7 separate regions of the Homo sapiens genome follow, and all the other regions are linked to region 6. Evidence: chromatin loops called from intact Hi-C (ENCODE). Cell type or tissue: ascending aorta. All regions are shown on one strand.

Region 1 (4,000 bases), 79 kb after region 6:
TAGCCAGGATGGTCTCAATCTCCTGACCTCGTGATCCACCCGCCTCAGCCTCCCAAAGTGCTGGGATTACAGGCGTGAGCCACCGTGCCCGGCCCTGATTCTTAACATCTTACTCTCTCCCATGCTTCTACTTCCACACTAATTAAGGCCATCAAAAATAAGAAATAGTATTTAACTACAGTAATTTATGAAAACAGTCATTTTCTAAGTAAATCAGACTATTTAGAACTTAGCCATTCTATATGGTTTTTTTTCCATGATGAAAAACTACAGAACTAAAAGCTTCCTTGCCAGTGACTGATCCACAATACCAGGAGGCAGCTGTGATGGACTCATTTCTTCCACCATTATCTCTCTTTCCTCAGCCCCTAGTATGAGTGGTTGAGATTGTGACTGAGAATAAAGTATCAAAATCATCTAACAAGAAGCCTTTTTCCCACACTAAAATGCTTGTGTAGCTTGTAAAATGATGGCCGATTTTCCTATTTGCCAAACTTTCTATAATGTGGAACATTGTTTCTTAATGCTTATTACCTTACAATAGAGAATGTAATTGAGTCTCTCCACATTAAGATTCATTAATTTGAAAAGATCAAGATTTAAAAAAAGGCTGTGCACGGTGGCTCATGCCTGTAATCCCAGCACTTTGGGAGGCCGAGGTGGGCAGATCACTTGAGGTCAGAAGTTTGAGACCAGCCTGGCCAATATGGTGAAACGCCATCTCTATTAAAAATACAAAAATTAGCTGGGTGTGGTGGTGAGCACCGGTAATCCCAGCTACCTGGGAGGCTAAGGAGGGAGAATCACTCGAACCCGGGAGGCAGAGGTTGCAGTGAGCCAAGATCGCGTCACTGCACTCCAGCCTGGGCAACAGAGCTAGGCTCCGTCTCAAAAAATAAATAAATAAATTTGCATTTTGAAATCAAACCATATGACTACTCATTGAGAGAAACAATCCTTTCCATTTGGCTAAAAACTAAAAATCAAAAGTCAATGACAAGAGGAATAATAAAATTTTAACTACTTTTAAAAAAGGAACATTTAGTTTCCAATATAAGTTCCTAATATCAGTAACATTTAGTTTCTAATATCAACGGATACACTTTTGAAAGTTTAGAAATAAAAATAATGCTAGTTTGTTCTAAAACACGGGATAGTCAAATGTCTACTCTCCAAACTTTGGTACCTTAATTATTTATCACATAACTGACCTATCCAACAAGATATTAAGAAAAAAAAAAAAAGAATCACAATTCTAGCTTCTTCCCTATGGTAAAACTACAGTAAATGAAAAGCAATTCTATACCTATGATAGCATGCCAATAAAATACTGACACCTAGGAGAGAAGTACAGAGACTTAGAGAAATGACCTACATACAAGACTATACAGACTTTCCTATGCTATTTTCTGGACTTAGAGACACACCAGGCCAAGTTCTAGTGGTTTATTTTCTCAAACTAGACAAAATATGCAACCTATGTATAAGTTATGTATTGATATTAATTTCCTCAAAAGAAGATCTGATACAAAACATCTAAAGGCATAACAACTTTAAGTTTCTGCAAGATCCCAAAATGTCTTCTTGCTCTGAAATTAGTATTTGACAGACTAACACACCAGCTAGATGCTTCAACCCTTTTTAGTATAAGGCAACATATACATTGTTTAATGTATTTATAACAGATTTTGAACAGATTTTGATATTCTACACTTTCAACAAAGTATCAAATTTTCATCTGACTGCAACTCTTTCCTCTTAAAATATATATTGTTTACAGTACATTTATATCATTAAAATCATTACTAAATATACAATATAGGCAAGAGTAATCATATTTGTGTTTTCATGTATAACAATTATTTCCTGATTATAAAATCTCTCTCTTCAAAGAAATAACCACACACTGGTACATTTTTCTATTTTTTAAACCAAGACAAAACTGAGCTTATCCTTGACATATGTACAGTTTTTAAAAATTGAGATTTTTTTAAAAAGTGATTTCTATATATATTTCTAACCAATATGCACTATCAGAGGAGATGCAATTCATGACTGATACCACCTGAGGGCACTCCTAAAATCTTTAAAAAAACCGAGAATCACATTTTTACCTACTGGGAAGGAGACCCAGTCCTACTTCAAGTCCATGCTTTGAAAAATGTCTTTCAGAAAACATGTGTTTCTTTACACAAAGATGATAAATAAGCATAATTCCTATCCACTGCATATTCTCTGGGCTTCATGTACTTGCAACGGAAGTGTTTCTAAAGCAGGATGAAACCCATCTAAATACTTCAAATAAAAGGGTTACAGAATTAAAAAGAACTAAACTCACAGGATTATCTTTCTAGATTATACATTTATCATCAATAAAAAGTTCACATTTCTATAGAAAATAAAAATTCAAAAACTACTTCAAATATATACAAGATCTAAAAGTTAACAAACATTTGTTTTAACATACACATGGCACTTCAGTTCAAGAATACAAGTAAATCTTCAGTTTTGCTTTGTCTCTGGAAAAAGAAAGAAAATACAAATAAACCATGGGCACCTTACCTGTTTCCTGTGAATTTAACACTTCTAAGGCATGCATCATGGCACTTGCGAAGACATTGGCATCCTCTTTGCTGCCAAAGTTGAGACCATACACCTGTCTAGCATCTCGCCACTGGTGGAAGGTCTGTGTAGCTTGATTGTACTTCAACCCTTTAGGAATGGCACAGTTTATCACGACCTAAAAAATAATAATTCTTTATAAAGTCAAACCAATAATTGGCAAAATCAAGGATGTCAACAAATGCTGATTGTATATATTCATTCAAATGTGTTCCTAACAGACCTTGGCAAAAATTGCTTAAACAATTATCTGGGTAAAATCTACACAAATATCAGTCTGATAGAAGTTAAGCTTTTCGCTGATTACAAAGGTCTGCCATAAAACAGTAAATCAGCCGGGCACGGTGGCTCACGCCTGTAATCCCAGCACTTTGGGAGGGCTCGAGGCAGGCAGATCATGAGGTCAGGAGATTGAGACCATCCTGGCTAACACGGTGAAACCCCATCTCTACTAAAAATACAAAAAATTAGCCAGGCGCAGTGGCGGGTGCCTGTAGTCCCAGCTACTCGGGAGGCTGAGGCAAGAAAATGGCGTGAATCCAGGAGGCAGAGTTAGCAGGGAGCCAAGATCACACCACTGCACTCCAGCCTGGGCGATAGAGCGAGACTCTGTCTCAAAAAAAAAAAAAGTAAATCAGCAAAACAAAAAAAAATTTTCCTCATTAAATATATTTTAACTTGTTTGCTGAAGTTTTACAAATACAAAAAAGTATACACAACCTAAGAGTGTATCTCTCTGAATGTTCACATGAAGTCAGTACCCTGATTAAGAAATCAAACAGCAACACCAGAAGCCCCTCTTCTTAACTCCTCCCACCTCCCAAAAGGTACTAGCCACACTTCTAACATCATAAATTACTACATTTATATGAAATCCAAAAACTAACATATCATTCTGAGGAGGGTCTTGAGTATCTATATAGGGGTCTTAAGTATCTTTCATTAGATTTATTTCCTATTATTAATCGAGTTTTGTAGGTTTTTGGATTTTATATAAATGGAGTTATACAACATGTATTAAACGTATCTGCTCTCTTATCCTCAAAATTGTAAGAGCCATCCACTTGTTGCATGCAGCTGTGGTTTGTTCATTTTCACTGCTCTATGGTAGTCGTTTGTATAAATCATATTTATTTAACCATTCTCCCATTAATGAACAATTGGATTATTTGCAGTTTGGGCTATTAAAAATTGCGATGTTATGAACTTTCTACTGCATGTCTTTTGGTACAAACAAGCATTCATTTTTGTTGGGCATATACCCAGGAGTGGAAATATCACAGGACATGTGTATGTTCAGCTCTAGTAGAAAATTCCAAGTAGCTTTCCAAATTGGTTCTAGTAATTTACATTTCCACAAGAGTATACAAGAGCTTGT
Region 2 (4,000 bases), 300 kb after region 6:
TCCATTGTCGTCCACATCTGGGACTTCGGGATTTTAAGTGAATCTCTCTAAGGCGGAGAACAGAAGATGCTGCTATTTTGGTTTGTCTGGTCTACAATGGGGCCATTCTGCGGAGTTTCTGTTCAGTGCGGGGCTGCCCGGGTGAAGGGGAAATTGGAGCGGTGATGGGATTCAGCCAGAGAGCTGCATGCTGAGGACTAGGGAGGGAGGGGAGGAGGGGAAGGGGATGGGAGGAGGTGGGAGGTGGGGGCAAAATCTTGACCTTTTCTTCCCAGCCATATGGGTTTGCATTTCATTTTAATCAGTTTCAGATGAAACTGACAAGCCAGGAACCTCAGGAATCTCAGTGCCCCCACCTTTGGCCTCTGGTCTCTAGAACAGCCAGCAGCTGAGGTTGGACAGGGTGTGACCTGGCCTGACCCAGCTTCCCCCAGAGGAGGCAGCATTGAGGGTGGCCTTTGCGATACCCAAGGTTCCATCTGAGCCTGTTTTCTCTCAACGTCCTTGGGAAAAAAAACCAAGATTTTTTTTCCTCTGTTGTTTTTTGAAGGTGTTTGTTCGGCTTGAAATCTGTTTCACCTAAAAGGGATCATTACCTACCCAAAGTATAGAAATGATCACATTCTTGGAGTGGGGTGCAACTGGGGCAGTGACAGAAGCCTCCAGGAACTCTGAGATGTCCCTGGGGGATGCCTTAGTAGGTAGGGGTGGCATGAGGGTGCTAGTACAGTCTTTGGTCTAGAGGTCCCTTGAGCCCCCTTGGAGGGGCTATATTTCTTAGGTTGACTTCTTTTTTTTTTTTTTTCCTAGATGGAGTCTTGCTGTGTCACCCAGGCTGGAATACAGTGGTGTGATCACAGCTCACTGCAACCTCTGCCCCCCAAGTTCAAGCAATTTTCGTGCCTCAGCCTCCCAAGAGTAGCTGGGATTACAGGTGCACGCCACCACACCTGGCTAAGTTTTGTATTTTTAGTAGAGACGGGGTTTCACCATGTTTGTCAGGCTGGTCTTGAACTCCTGGCCTCAAGTGATCCACCCACCTAGGCCTCCCAAGTGCTGGGATTACAGGTGTGAGCCACCATGCCCAACCTTCTTAGGTTGACTTCTATCCCTGCCTTCTTTGCCCTTCCCTCCCCACTGTTCTCAGCCCCGGCCCCCACCCCAGCTGCAATCCTTGCTCCAGGGCTTCTGATCGGAATCCCCTAGGGAGTGCTGAATGTGGGTCCCTAGGGGTCAGCTCTGGGCTGCTCCCACACATACACAAGGAAGAACATTTTTCGGCATTTCATACAGTGACACTTTATATTGTTCTATCTTGTAATTGGTTTACTTCCTGATTTCCCCAAACAGCTATGAGGGTAGGAAATGGTCAGGCCTCTCTGAAACCCCAGTGTACTGTGCCCTGTTATGGTAGGTGCTTCATCCATGCTTATTTCTGCCTTCAGTTTTGATTATTTGTAAACTTGCCTAATCCCTGCACCCTCCCCTGCTTTCATTACTTGTAAGCTTCTTGTGCATATCTTTGTAGTCATTGTAGCACCCCTGGTAGGGTGACAGGCCCGGATTAGGTGCTCAGTAAGGAATTAATAAATTAAACTGGATTGGAGATTCCTGGTAATCAAATGAGAGCCCTTGTGAAAGGAAGTGTTGAGATTGAGCAAAAGGTAAACAAGTCCACCAACATGATTTCAGCTAAGCTGGGTGTATGTACTGATGTACTGAATGGGCGACCATTTCCTTCCAGAAAGGCTGGAGTCAGCCCTCCGGGATGGCTGTCTCTGTGTGACTGTCTGCACACCACTGCCCTCCACTGGACACTGAATCAAAGCTGCCCCAGACCCACGTTGGTGTCAGGACTCCCTCAGGTTTCCTTCCCTCCCTATCTGGGACACAACCTCCTGGGCAAACCGGTTTCTTGGTTGGCTTCTCTTACCAGGTTTGTTTTACCCTGTCTGCCTTGCATTGAATCCATGAAACTTGGGAAGTACAAGAGGAACAATGTCTTCTTTCACTCCTGGCATATAGCGGGGTCAATAAATATTTAATAAGTGAAAATAAACATGACACACATTCCTGGCAAGCCAGCAGCACTTCGGACTAGTACTATGATTATTAATATAAGAATCCATTTAAGGACCTATATATGTTCTTAGTCTAAAGCAGCTACAGTGCTGATTGTTTTTAGAAGACAACTGAGGAAAACAAAGAGGCACCAAAACTTAAGCAAAAGAAAGAGTTCAAAAACAGTCACTCCTCTTTATCTTAACAACCACCAAACTTTCCTCCTCTTGCATGCCTCCGCAGACCTTTGGGAAGATACAGAACAGGATGTAAAGGGAGGGGAAGTGAACACAGGTACTGCCAAGCCTCAGGGATTAGACTGCTCCCTCCCTCGCTTTGACGCGCTCTCCAGCTTCAGCTATTGGCATTTGTGAACTTGCCTTATTATCTCTGCCCCTGACCTCACTAGCTTGTAAATTGCCTTGCCCAGCACAATGACTGGCCTATAAAAGGTCTGCCATACACAGTTAACTGAATTCTGGTGGTTGAATATGCATGTTACTAATAATTTGCCAACAGTAATAATAAAATAGGTTGTTTTTTTTTAAAGAGACATCACATTTACAGCTTAGAAATTTTGATTTGGTGAGAAATTGTTTTCACCTTCCACAATTCAACTCTGGGGTTAGCTGTGGACCTGGTAGGCAGTGGGATATATGAATCTGAAGCTCAGGGAAGAAGCCTGGACGAAGTAGGAATCCAGGAGCCTCATAGCATGGAGGTTGGGGTTAAAACTCAAAGGGTATTGTCCAGGAAGAACTAGAGAAGGTGAAAACCAGAGGCTGGTGTCTTGGGATCCCAATCCTGAAGAACCAGGGGAGGCAGAGGAGGTCAGGACAGAGCCAGAGCAGAAGTCAGAGAGGAGCGAGAAAGAATGGGGCCAAAAAAGCCAGGGGTCTGGGAAGTTTTCGGGATTAGAGGGTGGCCAGTGGCCTCAAATACAGCTGAATAATCTAGTCACAAAGGATTGAGAGATGTCTGCTGGAGTGGGTAATATAATAGTCAGCTGGTGAACCCATGAAAGCAACTTTGGGGTGAGAGGGTAGATACAGTGGAAATGGGATGGGAAATGGGATCAGAAATGGGATCAGGAATGGGAGGCAAAGACATGAACACAATCGCGGGAGGTGGTGAACATAAGGAAAAGTGCAAGGGCTTTTGGTTTTGACCCTGCACCCAGGCTCTGCTTTACCGATCTAGCTTCTGTATTTCTACTAGTTACACTTTCTAAAAATCAAAATTAATCCTGTCACTTCCGGTTATGATTAACATCCACTGGCTTTTGCCATTTGCTGGACAATCCGGAGCAAAGTCTGGGGCCAATCTGTTTAGTGTCACTTATTTTTCAGGTTTGGTTTCTTCATCACCTGTAAAGGAGAGTGGCACAGGACTATAATCCCTTGTCCGAAATCCTTGAGGCCACCCGTATTTCAGAATTCACAGCCTTTTGGATCCTAGAAAGGTGATACAGTGCACATGTGGTATATTACATAATACCACCAGCAGGGTCTGTGCCCCACCCTGGAACCAAACACACCAAGTGAAACAAATAAAGACTAAGCAACCTTACTTGAGGTCAGGTCATTTTCTACTAATGGAGTTACCAAGATACTTTTGTTTTCCAGAGCTTTTCAGATTTTTGGAATTGTAATAAGGCTCACTGACCACCCTGGCAGAGTTGTTTGAAAGCTCAAATAAGATATGTGTGTGAAAATGAAGCAGAAAGGATAACCACAAAGGGTACAGAGGCCCTGATCTTCTTGACTGGGAATGAAAGGAATTTTTCCTTTTCTGACATTGTGCATGTGTGAGCAATTTATAAAGGACACTCTCTGATAGCCTTTCAGAAGCCACAGCAGGAAAGGAATAACCTAGTTTAAAGGATGCATCCAGCAGCCATAAAAAAAAAAAAAGAATGAAATCATGTCCTTTGTAGCAA
Region 3 (4,000 bases), 370 kb after region 6:
GGATACCTGGAGCAAGATGTGAGGCCCCACCAGACTATCCCACTAGGCCACTCCTGCAGCTCTGGCCCCGGGTTACAGGGAGCACCAAATCCCTGAGCAGGAGGTAGACAGGATCAGATCTGTGTTCTAGAAAGAACAGGAATACACTAGGGTGGAAATGGTGGTCGTGGTCGTTTTCAAGCTGCGGGCAGAGCTGAAAGGGAGATGGAAGCACTTGGCCAACTTGCAGAAATCCAGTTCACAGAGGTGATGTGTATACTGGAACTAGTTTTCATTGACCAGTTTTCATTTTGCCACCAAAATCACATTGAAAAGGCTGTTCCCTTTATCTCTGTCCCTGCTCCCTGCTGCTGTTGCTAGAGATTCAGGGTTTGAGTGAGGAAGGTAGGGTTGGGAGGGCGTGCTCTGGGGAAAGTGGAAGGTGGGGTGGGGGCTGTGGAGTATGCATCCTGGACCCAAGCTGGCTAGGTTTGGATTCTCCACTTAATAAGTAAAATGGAGATAATAGTACCTATGTCCCATAGGCTGTTGAGAGGAAAACATGAATTAAAAGAAGGTAAGGAGCTTAGAACATGCTGCCTGGTATGTGGTCACCACAGTAGCTGGTGCCCTGAGCAGTTTCACGGTGCAGGGGTTGAGGGGAGGGAGGAGAGGTCAGTGGCAGGAGAGAGGGGACAGGTGTGTAGAGGCAAGGTGGGTGGGGGGAGGACCTTGGGGTGATAAGAGACACTTCAACTAAATCCATGCGCTCCAGTCTAGTGCCCTGGGCGCAGCCTGCCTGTGACACGAGGATACCACACACGTTGCATGAGGTCTGAGGAGGGAAGCCGCATGGGCAGGGCCTGGCATTTGTAGGACTTTCTGGCTGCCCTTTGTCACACAACTGCATGTGGCACTGAGAGTGGGGCTTTGTGTTCTGCGTTCCCAGGAAGTTCTCCCTGGACGACCTGCTGACCAACGTCATGCTCTACTGGACAACAGGCACCATCATCTCCTCCCAGCGCTTCTACAAGGAGAACCTGGGACAGGGCTGGATGACCCAGAAGCATGAGCGGTGAGCCTGGCTGAGCCGAGAACAGGGGCCTCTGAGGCTGGAGGCAGGGGGACGGCCAGTCTTGGGCTCCACGAAGGGCACTTGGTGGTGGGATAAGTATAGCCTTGCCTGCAGGTGCCCCAGGGGCCCTTGGATGGGAACACTAAAGGTCGAGGTGTTTGGAGAAAGCCCTCATGGAGGGACCAGGTGCCTGGCTCCCGGGCGGCCCTCAGTACCGCTCCCCAGTCTAGGATGCTGGTCTGGAGTGGCACTGATGGTTCTGGGATTTCCAAGTCTCACATGGAAACCCTCAAAGGTGGGGATTTAGAGGCTGTCCCATGCCCCTGCCTGGGTGGCCCTCCCAGAAAAGAGAAGGCCCTCAGTGAGGGGAGAGCGGTTGAGACCCTGGATTTGTCCTTTTCTTTATGGCTCCTTGTGGGTGGGCCAGCTGATCTCACCCCCAGGCGCTTTAACCCCCTGCTGTGCAGGACGGAGGGGCGCAGGGCCACAGCCTCACCCCTCCGTCGGCTCTTTCACTTCCAGGATGAAGGTCTATGTGCCCACTGGCTTCTCTGCCTTCCCTTTTGAGCTATTGCACACGCCTGAAAAGTGGGTGAGGTTCAAGTACCCAAAGCTCATCTCCTATTCCTACATGGTTCGTGGGGGCCACTTTGCGGCCTTTGAGGAGCCGGAGCTGCTCGCCCAGGACATCCGCAAGTTCCTGTCGGTGCTGGAGCGGCAATGACCCACCCCTCTCCCCCCGCCTGCCACCTCCCCCCACAAGTGCCCTCCAGGCTTTTCTTGGGGAAGATACCCCTTTTCTGAGGAATGAGTTTGCCTCCGTCCCCTGCCCATGCTGGGAGCCCACGCTCACCCCCTCACCCCTCCAAGCTCACTCCCCAACCCCCAACTCCGTGTGGTAAGCAACATGGCTTTGATGATAAACGACTTTACTCTAAAAGCGGCTGGAACTCAGTGACATGAGCGTGCGCTGACCCCACATGGGGCCCCCTGTGCAAGCAGAGCTGGCCGGCCCCTCCTTGCTGGCAGAGGCACGGGAGGCCTGCTGGGGATGAGGCCACTGGCCAGGGCTATGCTGCACCAGACCAATGGCACCGCCCCCACCCCTCCCAGCGCAGGGGCAGCTTGGAGCAGAGGCAGCACTGGCCACCACTGCGGGGGCAAGTCAGCGTCAAGAGAGTCCCTGAGTGAGAAGGCCCAGATAAGCCCAGGCCCCCCAGGCCAGCGGACAGGCACAGGCAGGGCCTACAGAGGTGCCAAGGCCCCAGGCCAGTTGTGCTAGGAGCCTGGACCTGCTCTTCCACACCCCCATCCCGCCCCTACTGCACAGGCTTGTGCCTTGGTGCCCCCTGGAGGCAGCAGGGAGGAGGCTTCTCAGGCAGAAGTCTTAAGTTGCATCCCATTCCCCAGAATCCCCAGGAGGGAGAAGAGGGATGGGCTGCCCCTCCTTCCTGCCAGAGCCACAGCTCAAGGGCAGTGGGATGGCCCTGCACCCAGCCCAGGTACCCCTTCCTCTGTGCCGACCATGCTGTCCTTTGGCTCCGAGGAGGCCCTGAGCACTGCCCACCCCCACACCTTGGAGGGAGCAGACGGAGGGGGTGAGTACTGCACAGAGCCTGCCTGGAGGTGCAGACTCATGCACTCAGCCCTGAAGAGGTGAGAGAGGCTGGATCTTAACTGTGGTCCAATGGGCATATTATGAGTGGTCCTTGTCCCTGCCTGCTATGGGGTAACCCTGACCCAGCTAGCGTCCCTGACAACATGATACAAAAACACAGAACTCTAGCGGGATACAGAGATGTGTGCACAGCTGGCAGGAGCACTGGCCACCTCCCAACCTGTTCCCCATAGCTTACTCCTGGATGTAGCCTGGAGGGACTGCTGGGCTGGGGAGGGACTGGCCATGGAGCAGGGAGCTGGATGCCAGCGGGACCTCAGACCTGGACTGCAGCATCTCTTTGGTTATCGGTTGTGTGTGTGCTCAGAAGGGAGGAGGCCTTCCCCTTGTTACATCTCTCTCTCCATATATTCTCCCGGACTCATCAGTTTGGGGGGCGAAAAGTCCACCACATGGTCTTGGCGACAAACCACTGGGGATGTCACCCCAGCTGCAGAGCTGGAAGCTTGTGCCGGAGGGGAAACTGGGTGAGCAAGGGAGGGGCGAGGCCTGCCTGTGCTCTCCTCACCACTGCTGGGACCAGAAAAGATGGGCACCTGATAGCTCAGCTGGGCAGTCCCAACGCATTCCCACTCAGCCAAGGGCCTGAGCCCCAGGCCATTCTGGTTGTGTCTTTTCAGAGCAGTGAGACCTAAAACAGATGGGAAGAAGTCATGAACTTGGGAGTCAGGCCGCTTCACCTGTCTTCTCACCCCACAGGCTCCCCTGAGCCTGGCCCAGCCAGCAGCTCACCCAGCCTCAGGCCTCCTGGGGGGCAGCAGCCACACTGCCCGTGGCGCTCTGCGCCAAGCACTGTCCAGGGATAGTCCCGCTGATGTTGTGGATGGCACCATAGGTCTGCTGCTGCTGCTGCTGCGGAGACAGTGCTGTCCTCTCCGAGGCCAAGCCGTTCAGAATCCGAGGCACGTAGGGCTGTCAGCAAATGGATTTGTGCTTGGCCTGGACAGGCATGAGCTTCCACACTGCATCCCTCCCCTCCTGCCCTTCTCCCAACAGGACACAGACAGTGGCCATAAAGGACATATGAAGAAACACCGACATCCATTTAGGACATTAAGACCGAAAATATGACACCTGCAGAATTTCCTAGCAGCCAGGGCAAAAGAGAAAGCACAGTTATACAGTTCTCATGATCACAGAAGGAAGCACAAGAGAGCAGTTCTCAGAGGAAACTAAACTTCCTAGCCCTGGATCCTAGGAGGATTTCTCACTTTGTAGAAGAAACAAGTCTACCTATATAGGGGGGCTTAGAACGCTGCCCTGGGACC
Region 4 (4,000 bases), 180 kb after region 6:
GAAAAATGAGAGAACGATGAAGCGAGACCCCCAAACCACACGGGTTGGGGAGGTTTCCAAGAAAGAAAGAGAAATTGGAAGGGACAAAAGGCGGAGGGGGGAGGAACAGACCGGAGACCAGGGGAGACGCGCCGGGCCGGGAGAGGGAAGGCGGGGTCCGAGGAGAACGGGGGTCGCGGCTCCCGCGGCACAATGGCCCGCCCGGCCCCCGCCCCGCGCGCCCCTCACCTCATGGTGCCGGCGGCGCAGAGGCTTCCCCACCAGCCGGGAGACGCAGAAGGCGCCGAGCCGAGGGGGGGGTCTCTCCTCCAGGGGTGGGGAGCAGCTCGGAGACGGGAGACAAGTGTCCGGCTCCTCCTTCGGCGGCCAGGGGGCTACACCATCTCCTCGCACAAAGCCGAGGCGCCGGCCGGGAGTGTGGGAGAAGAGGGCGAGAGAAAGGCTGGGGAGGGGGCGGAGAGGCCGAGGCGCGGAGCTGGTCCCCAGGCGGCCGCCGCCTCCCACCTCCTCGTGGTCCTGCTCCTCCTCCCGGAGCTTCCTCGGCCGCCCTCTGAGGGGTGCCCGCCGGGGCCGCGCGCCCGGCCGCCGCTCCACAGGCCCGCGCTCGCCGCGCCGCCGCCGAGGCCGTGTGCAACCGGCAGCTGCTGCAGCCGCGGGAGGAGAGTCGGGATCGCCGCGAGGAACCCGGGAGGAGGCGGGGCGCGCGGCGGAGGAACACGCAGGCGCCGCCCTCCTCCCCTCCTTCCCCCGGGGGCGAGGGGGCGGTGCGGGGGGAGGGGAGGAAAGGGGAGGCGGGGGGCCGGGCGCACTCCCCCGCGCCGGCGGCCGGGCCCCCGCCGGACTGCGGAGAGCGAGGCTGGGAGAGAGCGAGCGCGACGGCGGCGGCGGCGGAGAGAGGCTCTTTGTTGCCTCCCTACCCCGCCCCCTGCACCCCTCTGGGATTCGGGCGGGCCACCACCCCCCCCTCCCGCCCAACACCTCCGGCCAGTTGTCGGCCGGGGTTCCTCGCCCGTGGTTGTCCTTGACCGTCGGCCCCCTCCCCGTCGCCTCCCGCTCCCCAGAGGCTTGGGGAGCTCCGAGGCCTCCCCCACGGCCACGGTGCGGAGACCGAGGCGCCGAGACCTCCTGGGCGCCAGACCCGTAGGCACCGGCGTGGGGAGCTTGGACGCGTGACTGGGCACAGGGCCGGGCCAGGAGACTCCGGGTCGGCTCGCGGCCGGGTGCCCTCGCGCGGGGCGAGTGCTCAGCCCGCCCTGTTGCGGTCTCAGGACGGGGATGAGGGAATCGGGGGGCATCCCGGTCAGCCCAACTGCCCGCCCTCGCCGCGGCTGCGCCCAGCGATTCCTGCGGAGTTGAGGAGGGGCATATAAATGGAAAATATGGTCATCATTGTTCCCTTCGCTCCTTTTCTTCCCGAGGAATCCCAGCGTGCTGCGCCGATGGAACGAGTTGATGTGCACACTAGGTATAGGGATGACTTCATCCCCAAACGAACGCAGCCGACTCTCGGGGAAACGCAGTCGCCGGGAGACGCGCGCGGAACAGTGTGTTGCCGCAAGAGTGGAAGAAGAGAAACGCAGCCAGTGGAGCCGCTTTCCAGCGTCATTAGCAAAGAGGGAATCCCGGGCAGGGGGCGGGGAGAGAGAGGAACTAATGATAATTTTAAATTTTTCGTCATTCCCAATGGTCTTGAAGTCACCTCCCTTAAAAAGTAGATATAAAATACTGGCGAGGCAATTTCATTTCAAGTCAAGTCGGGGAGGAGGGCATCCAGGAAGCCAGAATTGATCGTTGTTGAAGGTTTTGTTTTCGGTTTTTTTTAAATCTAAAAACAAATCCAATAATAAAATTTTTAACTGTACGAATTACGGCCCCCTTTTAGTCCGGAAGACAGGGATGTACTTTCTGTATAAAAGGTGAGGAGGATAGAAAAGGGTTGTTGCTACAGGGATCCTATTGCTGAAGGATCTCATCCAAAATGGAGGACCTACCATGACTCCAGGAATCCATTCAAAAGTTTTGGTGTTTTGTTTTAAGATGCAGGTACCATTCAAAAGATAGTTAGGAAGGTTGGGATAATGTACACTTCCAAATGAAAAGACAGGTTATAGTGATCCGTGGTCAATGCCTGATTTGTCTATAATTGAACTGTGTAGCCCATTTTTAACCATAAAAAAAGCTTCCTGGTTTCAGCCGGGTGCGGTGGCTCACGCCTGTCATCTCAGCACTTCGGGAGGCTGAGGCAGGCGAATCATCTGAGGTCAGGAGTTCCAGACCAGCCTGGCCAACATGGCGAAACCCTGTCTCTACTAAAAATAAAAAATAAAAAAACAGCCGGGCGTGGTGGTGCACGCCTGTAATCCCAGCTGAGTCAAGAGAATCGCTTGAACCCGGGAAGAGGAGGTTGTAGTGAGCTCAGATCACACCACTGCACTCCAGCCTAGGTGACAGAGCGAGACTCCATCTAAAAAATAAATAAATAAATAAATAAATAAATAAATAAATAAAATTCCTGGTTTCAGAGCTCAATACCGAGTTATTTTCTTTTTGGAACCGGCAGCCTTAGACCAACAGCCCTATAGAAGCAGTGACCCGGAGCTATGGCAGAGGATCAAGGTGGCCTCAGGTAGTAGAAAGCATGATGCCTCTGCCTTAAACATGGTGTACTTGAAGAACGCTAATTTCCACCCACATATCTAATTACAGCTTACCATTACAGAGGGCATTTTATTCAAGGATCTCCAACCACTGGAGAGAAAACAAACTTGCCAGTCAAATGTTCTAGTTGCCATATTGCAAGTAGAGACAGGGAAACATAGAGCTCAAGTAACTGGATCAATTAGTGCAACAGGCATGATTAAAAATCATAGCTACCAACTATGAGGGTCATTGTCTTACGTAAGTTTCTCCCTGTAGTTTGAAACACATACCTCAAGTATTTGAACATGTGCTGTGGAGAGTTTTTTCTTGGAAAAATTAAGACATATTGAACCATCTTGGAAAAGTATTAATAAAACATATTCGACCACAGAGAAGTCACACCAATTTGCCTTAGTCCATTCATAGCAATACAGTAAATCCGACAGAGCTTATGTTTCAGGGAAAACTCTTACAAAGGGCCAAAAGGGGTGGAGAGAGTGCTGTAATGACTCAAGCTATCTCCTGCCAGACACAAGAAACAAGGATAAAAATTCCTTACAGATGACTCCATAACCTACTTCTCATTTGTGAAAGTTAATCCATCCTGCGCTAAATAAGTGATATATCACATCATCTTTATTCTAACAGCAAATGTTCCAATGGTATGGGCACCAAATTAAGCAATCCAAGTGGAAAATGCTGTTCTTATTTTCTATGTTTATTAAAAATGTACCAGCCAAGAATTTTGGCTGCCTACAACCATTTCCATCCTTTTGGATGGCAGCCTGCCAGCTCACAAGTTGGTCATAGCATTCATTGCCTTTTGGATTTAGATATTGCAATGGGTGGCCTGACCCCCAAAGGTCATTCTGTGGAAGGGCAATTTGTTGGCTGTGACAAAATGTTATTGCTTCTTGTTCATATTTGGTTTAACATTCAAAGAGTGCAAAGCGATACTTGAGGTAGGAAGTCACAGACTAATTCTGGTCACAAAGGAAATGCTGTGGAATGTGTTACCATATAGAATAAAAGAATTTTAGAGATGGAAGGAATCTTCGGTCCAGCCCACTCATTTTTCAGAAAAGAAATGTGAGACCCAGAGAGGTTAAGTAACTTGCCCACAACTTAAACTCAGGATTTCCAAATCTTGGTCCATTGTTCCTTCGACTATATCAAACTACCTTCTTATGGGATGAGAGTGCACTAAGGCAATAAAAATTAAAGCTGATTCTCTTCTCATAAACTCTGCTTAAAAATTAGGTCTGGGCCTGGCATGATGGCTCAGGTTTGTAAACCCAGCACTTTGGGAGGCTGAGGCAGCAGATCACTTGAGCCCAGGAGTTCAAGACCAGCCTGGGCA
Region 5 (4,000 bases), 500 kb after region 6:
TTGTCATTTTTTCCTAGGCATAATCTTTGTTTTTGCATTAATGATTTTGCAATCTCTACAAAAATTTTATGTCCTTCCTCTTCTAACATGACAACAGGTGCAATATTTCATTCTTATATCTCAGAATCATTTTTCATCTTTTTTCCCACTTTACTCAGTTAAGAGCTATCCATTTTTCCAAAATCCATATTTCTGTATAGTGATATAAAAATTAATGCCTGCAAACTTTCAATTTTATCAGTGAATGCTTTTGTAAATAGAATCTTACATAGAACTCCAATATACAAAAATATAACAGTAATTATCTATCTATTTATCTATCCATATTTTTAATAGAGATGAGGTCTCACTACGTTGCCCAGACTGGTCTCGAACTTCCAGACTCAAAAGATCCTCCTGCCTCAGCCTCCCAAAGTGTCTAACAGTGATATTTTATTCAAATAAATATACTTTCTGAGTGTAAGGCTTGATGCTCACTTTGGTCATGTTGGTCAGTATGTGCCCTGAGGCTCTTCACATGAAGACAAAACTGGAGCCTGGAGCCGGGGAGGCCCACCTTACAGCCTCATCGTCCTGAGCAACCACAGAAACACAGCCCGTGAAATAGCGCTGCCACAGTACCGGGCCTGGCCTGAAGGATCTGTCAACTCCTCGGAAGCTGGGCGGACGAGTCCCCTCCCCACACCTTGCTGTGCCCACTCAGGACTTCCAGGCAGTTCTAGCAGCCCCACTAACTACACCCACGTGAATGGAGCTGGGGAGGAAGGGCACCTCCTGGACCCCGTCTGCCTGAACACCAACTAAGGATGACCTGGGGAGATGAACCTAGATCAAAAGCAGCCACTTTTTCTCTGAATTTCCAGGGTGTGGGCTGGGATTTTGTCCTCCTCTTCCCCTAGCCTTGTGTTTCTGTCTTTTCTAGATGCAGACTCTGGGCAGAGGCCTCTTTTGCCTGCCTGGTCTAAGAGCAGCTCAGGTTGGGTGTAATAACTGAGTTGAATCCTAATGTCAACACGTACATTTCCCACCAAGGAGAAATGCAGGGGCCAGTCACAAATAAATATGTCAGAGCTATACACAACACAGCTATATATACCCCCAGATTTATTTATTTATTTTATTTTTATTTTATTTTATTTTTGAGATGGAGTCTGGCTCTGTTGTCCAGGCTGGAGTGCAGTGGTGTGATCTCGGTTCACCACAACCTCTGCCTCCTGGGTTCAAGCAATTCTCATGCCTCAGCCTCCTGAGTAGCTGGGATTACAGGCACCCACCAGCATGCCTGGCTAATTTTTGTATTTTTAGTAGAGATGGAGTTTCGCCGTGTCGGCCGGGCTGGTCTCAAACTCCTGACCTCAGGCGATCCGCTCACCCCGGCCTCCTAAAGTGCTGGGATTACAGGCATGAGCCACCGCACCCGGCCCCAGATTTATTTTTGATAACACAAAAATAAAGACATGGTTGTATACACAGACACTGAAATTCCTCTAGCGGAAAACAACAGCAAATGATTAAAGATAACGTTGTTTGTTGAGGACAGAAGTAATAATGTTATGGGATATTCAGCAAGACTAAATGATTTATTCACCACCTGTACAGTGAAAACTGAAGCTAAATCTGAGAATTAAGGAATCAGAAAGAACAGGGCGCCGGGCGCGGTGGCTCACGTCCGTAATCCCAGGACTTTGGGAGGCCGAGGCAGGCGGATCACGAGGTCAGGAAATGGAGACCATCCTGGCTAACACGGTGAAACCCCGTCTCTACTAAAAATACAAAAAATTAGCCGGGCGTGGTGGCGGCGGGCGCCTGTGGTCCCAGCTACACGGGAAGCTGAGGCAGGAGAATGGCGTGAACCCCGGAGGCGGAACTTGCAGTGAGCCGAGATCCTGCCACTGCAATCCAGCCTGGGCGACAGAGCAAGATTCCGCCTCAAAAAAAAGAAAAAATAAATAAAAAAAGAACAGGGCCTAGTCCACCCCAGGCCAGCTGCACCTAATCATCAGTCTGCCACTTATGGTGTGTAGGGGAGTGTAGGGACGGGGAAAGGTGGGTCTCACAGGATTTGGCCATCCTGCTACCTGCTACCCCACTGCCAGGCAACACTGCCGCGCCACCTCCTCCCCACCTTCCCCAGCAGTCTCTCCCTGACGGCTTTGGCTGGCATTTGTTAGTGCACAGCGCCCTCTAGTGGTTACAGGAAGACTCTTCCTCAGAAATAGGTAACCTTTTTAATGGTTGGCTGGTGTTGAGCGACTCAACAGAATCCCTTTCTACAGAATTGCCACTCATGCACTCACTTCAGTTGCTCTCAGATTTTGGTAAAACAGTAAGTCCCAGTCATTTTCCTCAACCACCTTCAAAGACACCCATTTCTTTCTTTTTTTTTTTTTTGAGGAGGAGTCTCTCTCTGTCACCAGGCTGGAGTGCAGTGGCGCGTTCTCGGCTCACTGCAACCTCTGCCTCCCAGGTTCAAGTGATTCTCCTGCCTCAGCCTCCCGAGTAGCTGGGACTACAGGCGCCTGCCACCACGCCTGGCTAATTTTTTTGTATTTTTAGAAGAGACGGGGTTTCACCATGTTGGCCAGGCTGGTCTCAATCTCTTGACTTCGTGATCCACCCTCTTCAGCCTCCCAAAGTGCTGGGATTACAGGCGTGAGCCACCGCGCCCGGGCTAAAAGACACACATTTCTACAAGCAAATGTTTCAAAGCAGGTACATACACCCCAGTGGACATGTCATGTGGTCTGTTGAGAGATGATGAATTTATTTGGAATTCTGTTTGTTGTTTTATAAATATGTTAGTACACTGGATTCATTCAATAGATATTCATGGAGCACATTTTAGGTATCCGGCACTAATAAAACAGATCAACTCTCTGCCCTGGCAGAGCTTATTTTCTGAGGGGAGAGGGACATTTAACTAAAAAAAAAAAATATGATAAGGGGTAATAAGTACTATTAAAACAAAACAAAACAAAACAAAACCTGTCAGGACCTGGCACGGTGGCTCACGCTTGTAATCCCAGGACTTTGGGACGCCGAGGCGGGCGGATCACGAGGTCAGGAGTTCAAGACCAGCCTGACCAACACAGTGAAACCATGTCTCTACTAAAAATACAAAAATTAGCCAGGCGTGGTGGCACGCACCTGTAGTCTTAGCTACTCAGGAGGCTCAGGCAGGAGAATTGCTTGAAGCCAGGAGGCGGAGCTTGCAGTGAGCCGAGATCGCGCCACTGCACTCCAGCCTGGGCGACAGAGCAAGGCTCCATCTCAAAAAAATAAAACTGTCGGCCAGGCGCGGTGGGAGGCCGAGATGGGCAGATCACCTGAGGTCAGGAGTTTGAGACCAGCCTGGCCAACACAGCAAAACCCCGTCTCTACTAAAAATACAATCAATCAATCAATAGCTGGGCGTGGTAGCGCACACCTGTAGTCTCAATTACTTGGGAGGCTGAGGCAGAATTGCTTGAACTCCGGAGGCACAGATTGCAGTGAGCTGAGACGGCACCACTGCACTCCAGCCTGGGCGACACAGCGAGGCTGTCTCAAAAAAACAAAACAACCAACCAGTCAGGAAAGAAAGTGATGGGGGTGGGGGTTGCCATTTTAAACCGAGTGAAAGGTGAGAGAGTCTTCCCTGGGGACGTCTGGAAAAAGACTGTTCTGGAAGGAGGGACAGTCTGTGCCACGCCAGGGGAGCACAGTGTGTTTGGTTGGTTCAGGAAACAGCAAGGAGGCCCCGGGGGCTGTGGTGGAGTGAGGAGGAGTAGATGAGGTCAGAGAGGGGAGAGGCGTGCAGCCTGAGAGGGGATTGCTGGCCACTGCAAGTGCGTGGGCTTGTACTCCAAGGCCGATGGAGGGCTCTGACAGATGAGTGACATCATGTGGGGTGCACCCCCAAATGTTTTACTAATCAGACATGCACAATTAATGTTTGCAGGCTGGAGGGCTGCAGAATAAACTCCACAACAAGCCCACTGTTTCCTCACTGAGGCTCGCA
Region 6 (4,000 bases):
TCACCCTGTGTTTAGCTCAGGGGGCACCAATCAACACTCTGTATCTAGCTGCTCTGGTGGGGCCTTGGAGAACCTTTGTGTGGATACTCTGTATCTAACTAAGGGGACGTGGAGAACCTTTGTATCTAGCTCAGGGATTATAAATGCACCAGTCAGCACCCTGTCAAAACAGGCCACTAGGCTCTACCAATCAGCAGGATGTAGGTGGGGCCAGATAAGAGAATAAAAGCAGGCTGCCAGAACCAGCAGTAGCAACCCGCTCGGGTCTCCTTCCACACTGTGGAAGCTTTGTTCTTTGGCTCTTTGCAATAAATCTTGCTACTGCACACTCTTTAGGTCCACGCTGCTTTTATGAGCTGTAACACTCACCGGGAAGATCTGCAGCTTCACTCCTCAGCCCAGCAAGACCACGAGCCCACCGGGAGGAACGAACAACTCCAGAGGCGCTGCCTTAAGAGCTGTAACACTCACCGCGAAGGTCTGCAGCTTCACTCCTGAGCCAGCGAGACCACGAACCCATCAGAAGGAAGAAACTCCGAACGCATCTTAACATCAGAAAGGACAGACTCCAGACGCACCACCTTAAGAGCTGTTAACACTCACCGCGAGAGTCCGCGGCTTCATTCTTGAAGTCAGTGAGACCAAGAACCCACCAATTCCGGACACACTGGGACAACAGGTGTGCACCACCACACCTGGCTAATTTTTGTATTTTTTGTAGAGACAAGGTCTTGCCATGTTGCCCAGGCTGGTCTCAAATTTTCCTGGACTTAAGCGATTTGCTTGCCTTGGCCTCTCCAAGTGCTGGGATTACAAGTGCGAGCCACCATGCCCAGCTAATTTTTGTATTTTTTGTAGAGACAAGGTCTTGCCACATTGCCCAGGCCGGTCTCAAACTCCTGGTCTTAAGCAATCCACTCACCCTGGCCTCCCCAAGTGCCGGGATTACAGGCGTGAGCCACCGTGCCTGGCTCCCAATAAATCTTTTGCTCTCCTAACTCTGACTCAGGGTTGGCCTCCTGGAGAATCCCGCCTGTGGCACTGTCTTCTACACTCCTGTCCATCCGTTTCCACCTCACAGGTGGTATCCATGCCTCTGACCCAACACTGCAGCAGGGCTGAGCCAGAACCCTGTGCCGCGCCCACCTTCCCGAAGCGCTCTGACCTCATGATTCCCCTCCTGCCCAGTGAAGAGACGAGACAGCCTCGTGCCCACTCCACAGCACTGGCCATGCATGCCTCCTGCCTCGTTCCTAATGATTAGTACCTGTGTCTCCTAAAGAGGCTTGTGAGCACCTTAAAGGGCCTTCCCATAATTATTCTAATTCTTCCAGACCAGTCAGCAAGTGGCCAGCCCGGCACTCTCTAGGCCCCTGGTGAGTAGGATGTCCACTTCATGAGGATGCTTCCTCCTCCGGAGGACAGCCCTGGCCAGTGGAATGTTCTGGATTGAAGAAACCTGCCACCCCATTCTTTCCATTGTTCCTCATACGACTGGATTTGGAGTCCCCCACCACTCTCACCACGCAACCTGAACATGTTGTAGTTTGCTGATGAACTTCAAAAGTGGGGTACCCAGGGCTCAACACAGCTCCGTGGAACCAGCCGACCAGCTGAGCGGAGAAAAAAGGCTCTGTGGACACATTTGTTGACATAACCAAAGGTCATATTCGTTACCCTGGACTTCATGCAGACTCTTCAGTCAGAATACCTGCATTCGTGTATTTTCTCAGTCAGCTTCGCCTCGGATGCATTACTTCACTTCTGTGCCTCCGTCTCTCAGCTGTGAAATAGGATCCTACCAGTACCCTCCAATCCCAAACTGAGAGGCCGGGAAAAGGCAAGGACGCCCGTCGGCCGGCAGAGGGCGCTGCGCACCCGCGTTGGACGGGGCGCGCTGCCGAGCATGACCGCCAGGGGTCGCTCGAGCGCCACCGTCCAGGCCCTGGGCCCCGGCAGAACCCGGCTGGCCTTAGGCGCCCAGCGGACCTGCACGCCTGCGGCCTTGGGACGTGCCGCCTTTCCCTGCTCCACACTCTCCCCGCTCCCTTGGGAGGATCCGAGTGGTTGCCTGCAAATCCCCACACCAGCCCGGCTGCGGTGGACGAGGGCAGGTGGGCAGGCTGGGTGAGATTGGTGGGATGGTGTAAGCAGTGATGCCAGCCTTGGAAAGGATGGAAATGACACCGCACAGAGTACAGCAGACCCACCACCTCCAAGGACTCGATGGGGTCGAGGCCAGCTCCTCTCCCCAGCAGTGTCTTCTCATCAGCTGCTCCTGAGGCCTGTCCTGGCCCAGGACCTCATGTGCTCCTCCTGGCCAGGTGCCTGTACCATCCACCCTGCCCGGGGCGCCCTCTGCTCCATTAAATGCCCCGCCCGGGAGCCTGCGAACTCCCAGGACTGCCCCTCCATGGAGGGTCAAGGAAGCAGTCTGGCTTTGGCGGGAACTGCAGAACAAACAGACGGATCCAGAGCCGATGTTAGAATTCTCCTCCCGGCCGGGCGCGGTGGCTCACCCCTGTAATCCCAGCACTGGGGGAGGCCGAGGCGGGAGAATCACCTGGGGTCCGGTGACCAGCCTGGCCAACATGGCGAAACCTCGTCTCTATTAAAAATACAAAAATTAGCTGGGCGTGGTGGTGCGCACCTGTAATCCCAGCTACTCAGAAGGCTGAGGTAGGAGAATCGCTTGAACCCTGGAGGCAGAGGTTGCAGTGAGCCAAGATCGGGCCACTGCACTCACTGTCAGCCTGGGTGAGAAGAGCAAAACTCCATCTCAAAAAATAAAAATAATTCTCCTTCCCCTTGGTGAGGAAATGGAGATGACACCTCTTTCTGGCCGGATGGGAAATGGCAGTAAATGGTCACAGTTCCCCTTCCTCTTGGTGGCCAAGGAAGCATTCTGATTGGGCCTAAAGTCGAGGAAACTCCCATTTCCAAAGTGCCTGCTGGGTCCTTGTCAGCCAAGGGAAGACCATCACATATCCATGAAGGTTCATTTTCAGTGTCGACTTGGCCATGGGATGCCCAGGCATTTGGTCAGACATGATTCTGGCATGGCTGTGAGGGTGTTTCTGGATGCAATTTGCCTTTGAATGGGCAGACGGAGAACAGCAGAACGTCCTCCCTGGTGTGGGTGGGCCTCGTCCAATCAGTTGAAGGCTTGCTAGAGCAAAAAGGCTGACGCTCCCACAGGTAGAAGGACATTACCTGCCTGACTGCTTGCGCTGGGACATCATTTTTTCTTGCCTTCAGACTTGCACTGAGACTTCAGCTCGTCTCACATCTTGAGCCTGCTGGTTTTTGGACTGGAGCTACACCATTGGCTGTCCAGGTCTTCAGCTTGCCAACTCACACTGCAGCCTCCATCATCAAGTGAGTCAATTCCTTATCACAAGTGTGTGTGTGTGTCTGAATATACTTGTATGTATATGTCTGAATGTTTATTTTCCCCCAAAGTTCACATGTTGAAATCCTAACTCCCAAGGTGATGGTGTGCATAAGTGGGGCCTCTAGGAGGTGAGGTTGTGAGGGTAAAGCCCACATGAATGGGATTAGTGCTGTTATGAAAAACATATGCACACCACATCCTCTTCGTTCTGCTTCTCTGGAAAGTCCAGACTAATCCAAACCAAAAGAGCAACATGAGGGGCCGGGCGCCGTGGCTGATGCCTCTAATCCCAGCACTTCAGGAGGCTGAGGCCAGGCGGGTTGCTTGAGTGCAGGAGTTCAAGACCAGCCTGGGCAACATAATGAAACCCTGTCTCCACCAAAATACAAAAAATTAGCCGGGCATGGTGGCACACACCTGTAATCCCAGCTACTCTGGAGGCTGAGGCACAAGAATTGCTTGAACCTGAGAGGCAGAGGTTGCAGTGAGCTGAGATTGCACCACAGCACTCCAGCCTGGGTGACAGAGTGAGACCATGAAAAAAAGAGAAAGAGAGAGAGAGAAGAAAAGCTACTTAAAATTGTCCCTGAGGTTGAAATGACTGTG
Region 7 (4,000 bases), 440 kb after region 6:
CACCCAGGGTGCCACTCCTCAGCACCCTGGTCCTTTAACACTTCTCCAGCTGGAAAACTCCCCTCATCTTTTCTAACCCATGTCCAACCTGACATTCTCTGCCAAGTCTTCCTGAACACCTCCTCCCTTCTCCCAGTGCTCCTCACTGCCACCATTTATTAACTTGTCATATGGAATTTGCAATCACTTCTTTGTATCCTGATTTCCTCCACCAGACCAGGAACTCCAGTGGGGAATAAAGTGATCAGGTCTGATTGTATGCGTAGCACCCGGTCTGGCCCACAGTGGACACTCAATAGGTGAGGATTGAAATAAATGAATGAATGTGTGCATGCAAGCAGGGCGGGTTGAGGCAGGTGCTTTTTGCACCTCACCCCACTGAATTTTTACACAGCAGAGGAAGTTCAAGTTTATAGGAAGTCCAGCTTCTCTCTCTATCCTCCCCACCAGCCTTACCTCCACAATGCCCTGAGGCTTCTCTTTGCCTGGAACTCCATTTCCCAGGGCTGGCCCTGAATGTGTCGGGATATTGACACCCTAACATAGGGGGTCCTGGTCCATGAATAATTTGCATTTTATGTGCCCATGATCTAAATAAATATATATTGACTGGTAATTACAGTGTTTCCTCTTCACCTTCTTTCTGGTCTATCTCTTTGGACACCTAGGAATGTTGGCTGCAGGCCACAACCAGCTCAATTCAATTTAACAAGGATTCATCAAGCTCCACAGGCAGTGGCCCCACACCCAGCTGAGGGTCAGCATCTCCAGTGGAACCTCCAGAGATTCTGATTCCAAGCTTTGGGGTGGGAGATGAGGGTCTGTCACATTCAGAGAGGCAGAAAAGACAAGGAGAAGGCATTTCTGGTGGAGAAAATGAGGTGACTAGTAACAGTGGGTTGTACAGTTAAGCACAGGTCTGGTTTTCAGATAGAAAAAGCATTTTGAGGAGTCAAGGGTAATAAGGTTGGAAACAGAACTCAATAAATGCTAGTTTCCTCTCTATTTCCCTTAATTTAAAAAGGCAGATGATCAATTAGGTTTGGGAACCAGGTCTGGAGCCAGCGGTGCCCTGGGGAACAAGGACCCTGAACCCTCCCAGAGTGGAGCCTGACCCACTTCCGGTGCTGGGTCCTGTCTTTCCAGTTAACCTCTCCAGGCCTCAGTTTCCCTAACAGTTATAATCAACACCACAGCAACCTCTGGTTATTAGCGCTGTCCTGCCAGACACCAAGCCCAGCCTTTATCTCATTGAATCCTCATCTCAGCCCATGAGGTGGGGATCCTTCTCACCCTCACTTGACAGATAAGTTCTTGGAGGTTGAATAACTCACCCAAGGTCACCTGTCGTTAAAGTGACTGACTCTCTAGGCCTCGTCTTGAGCAAGATGGGTGTATTTCGATTCAGATGGCCCACGTCAGGCTGGACACGCGGGCCCCTGGTGAGGCCTGAGTCCCTGGCCGGGGAGCTCCGCTAAGCTGCCCGACCTCCCATGTGCAGAGGGCGCTGCTGGGGCCACAGGCGAGGCTGCGTGGGGAAGCGGAGCGTGGATTCCAGCGCTTTCCCCTAGATCCAACTCTGAGCTGCTTTGCTATGTGAACTCAGGAAATGACCTGCCACAACTAGCAGGTGGGCACCCAGCCGGGGCTGGGGTTTGCACCCGGTTTCTCTCCAACCAGGCCGGGGCTGGCGGCCTGGGGAGTTCGGCTGTGGCGCCTGGCGCCCTCTGGCGGCGCGGGGAGGTCCTCCTCGGCCGCGGGCGGCCGGGACCGCTTGGAGCCGCGAAGGGACGTTTTTTAGGAACCACTAGCCAGGCGCGGGGGCTCACGCCTGTAATCCCAGCACTTTGGGAGGCCTAGGCGGGCGGATCACGAGGTCAAGAGATAGAGACCATCTTGGCCAAAATGGTGAAACCCCGTCTTTACTAAAAATACAATGCTGTCCTCAAGGGTCTTCTTAGGAACTCTTCTGTGAGCTGAGTGGGGAAAACGGGAAAGAAGACTCGAGTCTGGAGGCTGAGATTTTGACACCGGCTTCCCCAGTCATCTTGGATGGGTGCCTTGAGTTCTTCCTATGGGGGACGGGAATGGCGATGGGGACAGGGATGGGGATGCCCCCTCCCTACGTGCCTCCAGATCGCCGTGGGACTCCTGCTGGATGCGACGAGTGACAGCCCCTTGTCAGCCCAGAAGCGCTACTATAGAGCAAAGACTTGTGTTCATGAGAAAATAACTGACAGTCCAGGATGCCAAGGACCAATGGCCCAGGAAGGAGCTGGGGAGAGAAGAGGCAGCCCCGGAGATGGGGCGTGAGCAAGACAGCGGGGCACTGGGGAAGGCCGTGGGGTTCAGCAGAAAGATACACTGTTTAGGGCAAAGGGAGCATTATGCGGGGATCCGGGCAATGGCATAACTTTATAAATGCTCATTTCTTGTTCCTTTCCCTTAATTCAAAGAGCAGATAGTAATGATGGTTATATTTGTTTCTACAAAACAAAAAAATTAAAATATTTGCTTCTCTGAGTGGGTTTCCCAGTGACTCAGGCAAGGTCCCCACACCACTGCAGGCTATATGGAGGCCAGTCCCCATCCCCCCCTGTTTTTTGGGCCTTCTTCCCAGGCACCTATCCAGGGATCCCCACAGCATCACCCTCTGCCTACATCTCCACCTTCTCACCTAGCCTAGTTTTGGGGGATCATTCCTTGTTTTCCAGCCAGAGGACCCCTCAGTGAGAGCAGTGAGGGCAGCAGTGCCTGCACATGGAAGGTCAGGTCAGTGCACTGTAAAACGGGTCTTGGTTTTAGACATACCTGGATTGGCACCCAGGCCTTTCCCCTCACTGGCTGTGCTCCCAACTTGTCCAAGCCTGAGTTTTCCAAATAACTACATCATAATTATTAAAGATTAAATGAGATCATGGGCCTTGCATGCGTAAAACCAGATCTGGTGCATAAAAAGAAGACACGTGTTTGTTTTTAAAGCTTCTACGCCTCAAGTCATATATGTGAAGTTGCTTGACAAGGAGCATTGGCTGGGCTTCCCATCTTAGGAAAGAGGAAAGCTTGCAGTGTGTGGGATTGTAGAAGGGGGAGGGATTGTGTCAAAGCAACATGGTCACCTGCCCAGGGGCCTCCCGGCTGCACAGTGACCCAGGTTACCCAAAGGCTTTGCCCAAAGCAACTGACCACCCTGAGAGAAGGATGAGCAAGTATTATCTATTTCCCATTTTAATGAAATAATAAGTTGAAACCAAAGCAGACTAATGACTTACCTGAAGTCACCTGAGCAGTGAGGATTAGAACTCAGGCCTTTGCTCTTACTGTTACCAGAAGTTCATTAACTACACTGGCAGAAGGAAAGCAATCTTTATTGTAATTTAATTGAAAAGATACTACACATGAAATTCTAATTTCATATTCACATATCTTAGAATTCAGGGTGGAGCAGTAACTGAGAGGTACATACCCCCACTGGTTTCTTTTTGTTTTGTTTTGTTTTTTTGAGATGCAGTCTTGCTCGGTCGTCTGGGCCAGAGTGCAGTGGAGCGATCTCGGCTCACTGCGACCTCAGCCTCCCGGGTTCAAGTGATTCTCCTGCCTCAGCCTCCTGAATAGCTGGGATTACAGGCACCTACCACCACACTGGGCTAACTTTTGTATTTTTAGTAGAGACGGGGTTTCACCATGTTGGCCAGGCTGATCTCAAACTCCTGACCTCAAGTGATCCATCTGTCTCAGCCTCCCAAAGTGCTGGGATTATAGGCGTGAGCCACCACGCCGGACCCCACACTGGTTTCTCAGCCTCTCGTGGTCGCTCAATATCAAAGTACCTCAATTGACAAGTCTCTGATGTCCAGCCAAACCTCACATGCTCTGCTGCAGCCCACCAGCATGTGTTTTCAGTCACTTATTTTCAAGGAGGACAGAACATTTATCCACATAATCCTTCCTAAAATGGAAAACTGTTATAAATTTGATAACCATCCCAATCCCTTTTTAC

The links. Peaks named below come from ENCODE experiments on the same cell type or tissue, not always from the same donor. Only the 100,000 strongest peaks of a DNase experiment are listed, where the experiment ranks them.
Region 1: a loop joins it to region 6, with 3 times the contacts of the local background. A loop is called at or near these places in 24 of 110 quality-filtered maps.
Region 2: it touches region 6 in a loop (9-fold over the local background); 99 of 110 quality-filtered maps call a loop at or near these places.
Region 3: it touches region 6 in a loop (10-fold over the local background); 71 of 110 quality-filtered maps call a loop at or near these places.
Region 4: a loop joins it to region 6, with 2.9 times the contacts of the local background. A loop is called at or near these places in 47 of 110 quality-filtered maps.
Region 5: a loop joins it to region 6, with 7 times the contacts of the local background. A loop is called at or near these places in 108 of 110 quality-filtered maps.
Region 7: it touches region 6 in a loop (12-fold over the local background); 82 of 110 quality-filtered maps call a loop at or near these places.

The regions. Positions count from the first base shown.
Region 1 is chr1:225,552,344-225,556,343 of GRCh38, forward strand. It overlaps ENAH (ENAH actin regulator), which reads right to left. Exons shown (of 14, transcript NM_018212.6): 3 at 2,563-2,740. Among named protein-coding and RNA genes, the nearest start is that of LINC02765, 87 kb to the left of the region's middle. In ascending aorta, a CTCF peak has its summit at 2,055 (motif pointing right); no DNase peak of the experiment used is centred here.
Region 2 is chr1:225,770,679-225,774,678 of GRCh38, forward strand. No RefSeq gene overlaps it. Among named protein-coding and RNA genes, the nearest start is that of SRP9, 5.1 kb to the right of the region's middle. In ascending aorta, a CTCF peak has its summit at 1,817 (motif pointing left); a DNase peak (open chromatin) is centred at 1,793; H3K27ac peaks cover 329 bases.
Region 3 is chr1:225,843,570-225,847,569 of GRCh38, forward strand. It overlaps EPHX1 (epoxide hydrolase 1), which reads left to right. Exons shown (of 9, transcript NM_001136018.4): 8 at 929-1,054; 9 at 1,577-1,994. The coding sequence ends at 1,778. TMEM63A (transmembrane protein 63A) reads right to left here. Exons shown (of 25, transcript NM_014698.3): 24 at 3,465-3,644; 25 at 1,967-3,363. The coding sequence ends at 3,471. Among named protein-coding and RNA genes, the nearest start is that of EPHX1, 35 kb to the left of the region's middle. RefSeq lists an enhancer at 2,337-3,147. In ascending aorta, a CTCF peak has its summit at 2,404 (motif pointing left); a DNase peak (open chromatin) is centred at 2,352.
Region 4 is chr1:225,652,458-225,656,457 of GRCh38, forward strand. ENAH (ENAH actin regulator) reads right to left here and starts at 666. Exons shown (of 14, transcript NM_018212.6): 1 at 229-666. The coding sequence starts at 233. RefSeq lists a silencer at 516-645. In ascending aorta, no CTCF peak of the experiment used is centred here; DNase peaks (open chromatin) are centred at 764, 1,514, 3,144 and 3,454; H3K4me3 peaks cover 2,807 bases; H3K27ac peaks cover 4,000 bases.
Region 5 is chr1:225,973,979-225,977,978 of GRCh38, forward strand. No RefSeq gene overlaps it. Among named protein-coding and RNA genes, the nearest start is that of SDE2, 23 kb to the right of the region's middle. In ascending aorta, a CTCF peak has its summit at 2,179 (motif pointing left); a DNase peak (open chromatin) is centred at 2,153.
Region 6 is chr1:225,473,233-225,477,232 of GRCh38, forward strand. It overlaps LOC124904526 (a long non-coding RNA gene), which reads left to right and starts at 2,735. Exons shown (of 2, transcript XR_007066903.1): 1 at 2,735-3,378. RefSeq lists enhancers at 1-256, 2,153-2,242 and a silencer at 1,763-2,002. In ascending aorta, CTCF peaks have their summits at 1,875 (motif pointing right) and 2,079; DNase peaks (open chromatin) are centred at 1,449 and 1,999; H3K4me3 peaks cover 298 bases.
Region 7 is chr1:225,909,785-225,913,784 of GRCh38, forward strand. No RefSeq gene overlaps it. Among named protein-coding and RNA genes, the nearest start is that of MIR6741, 10 kb to the right of the region's middle. RefSeq lists enhancers at 1,381-1,440, 1,451-1,500 and a silencer at 1,641-1,830. In ascending aorta, a CTCF peak has its summit at 1,731 (motif pointing left); a DNase peak (open chromatin) is centred at 1,717.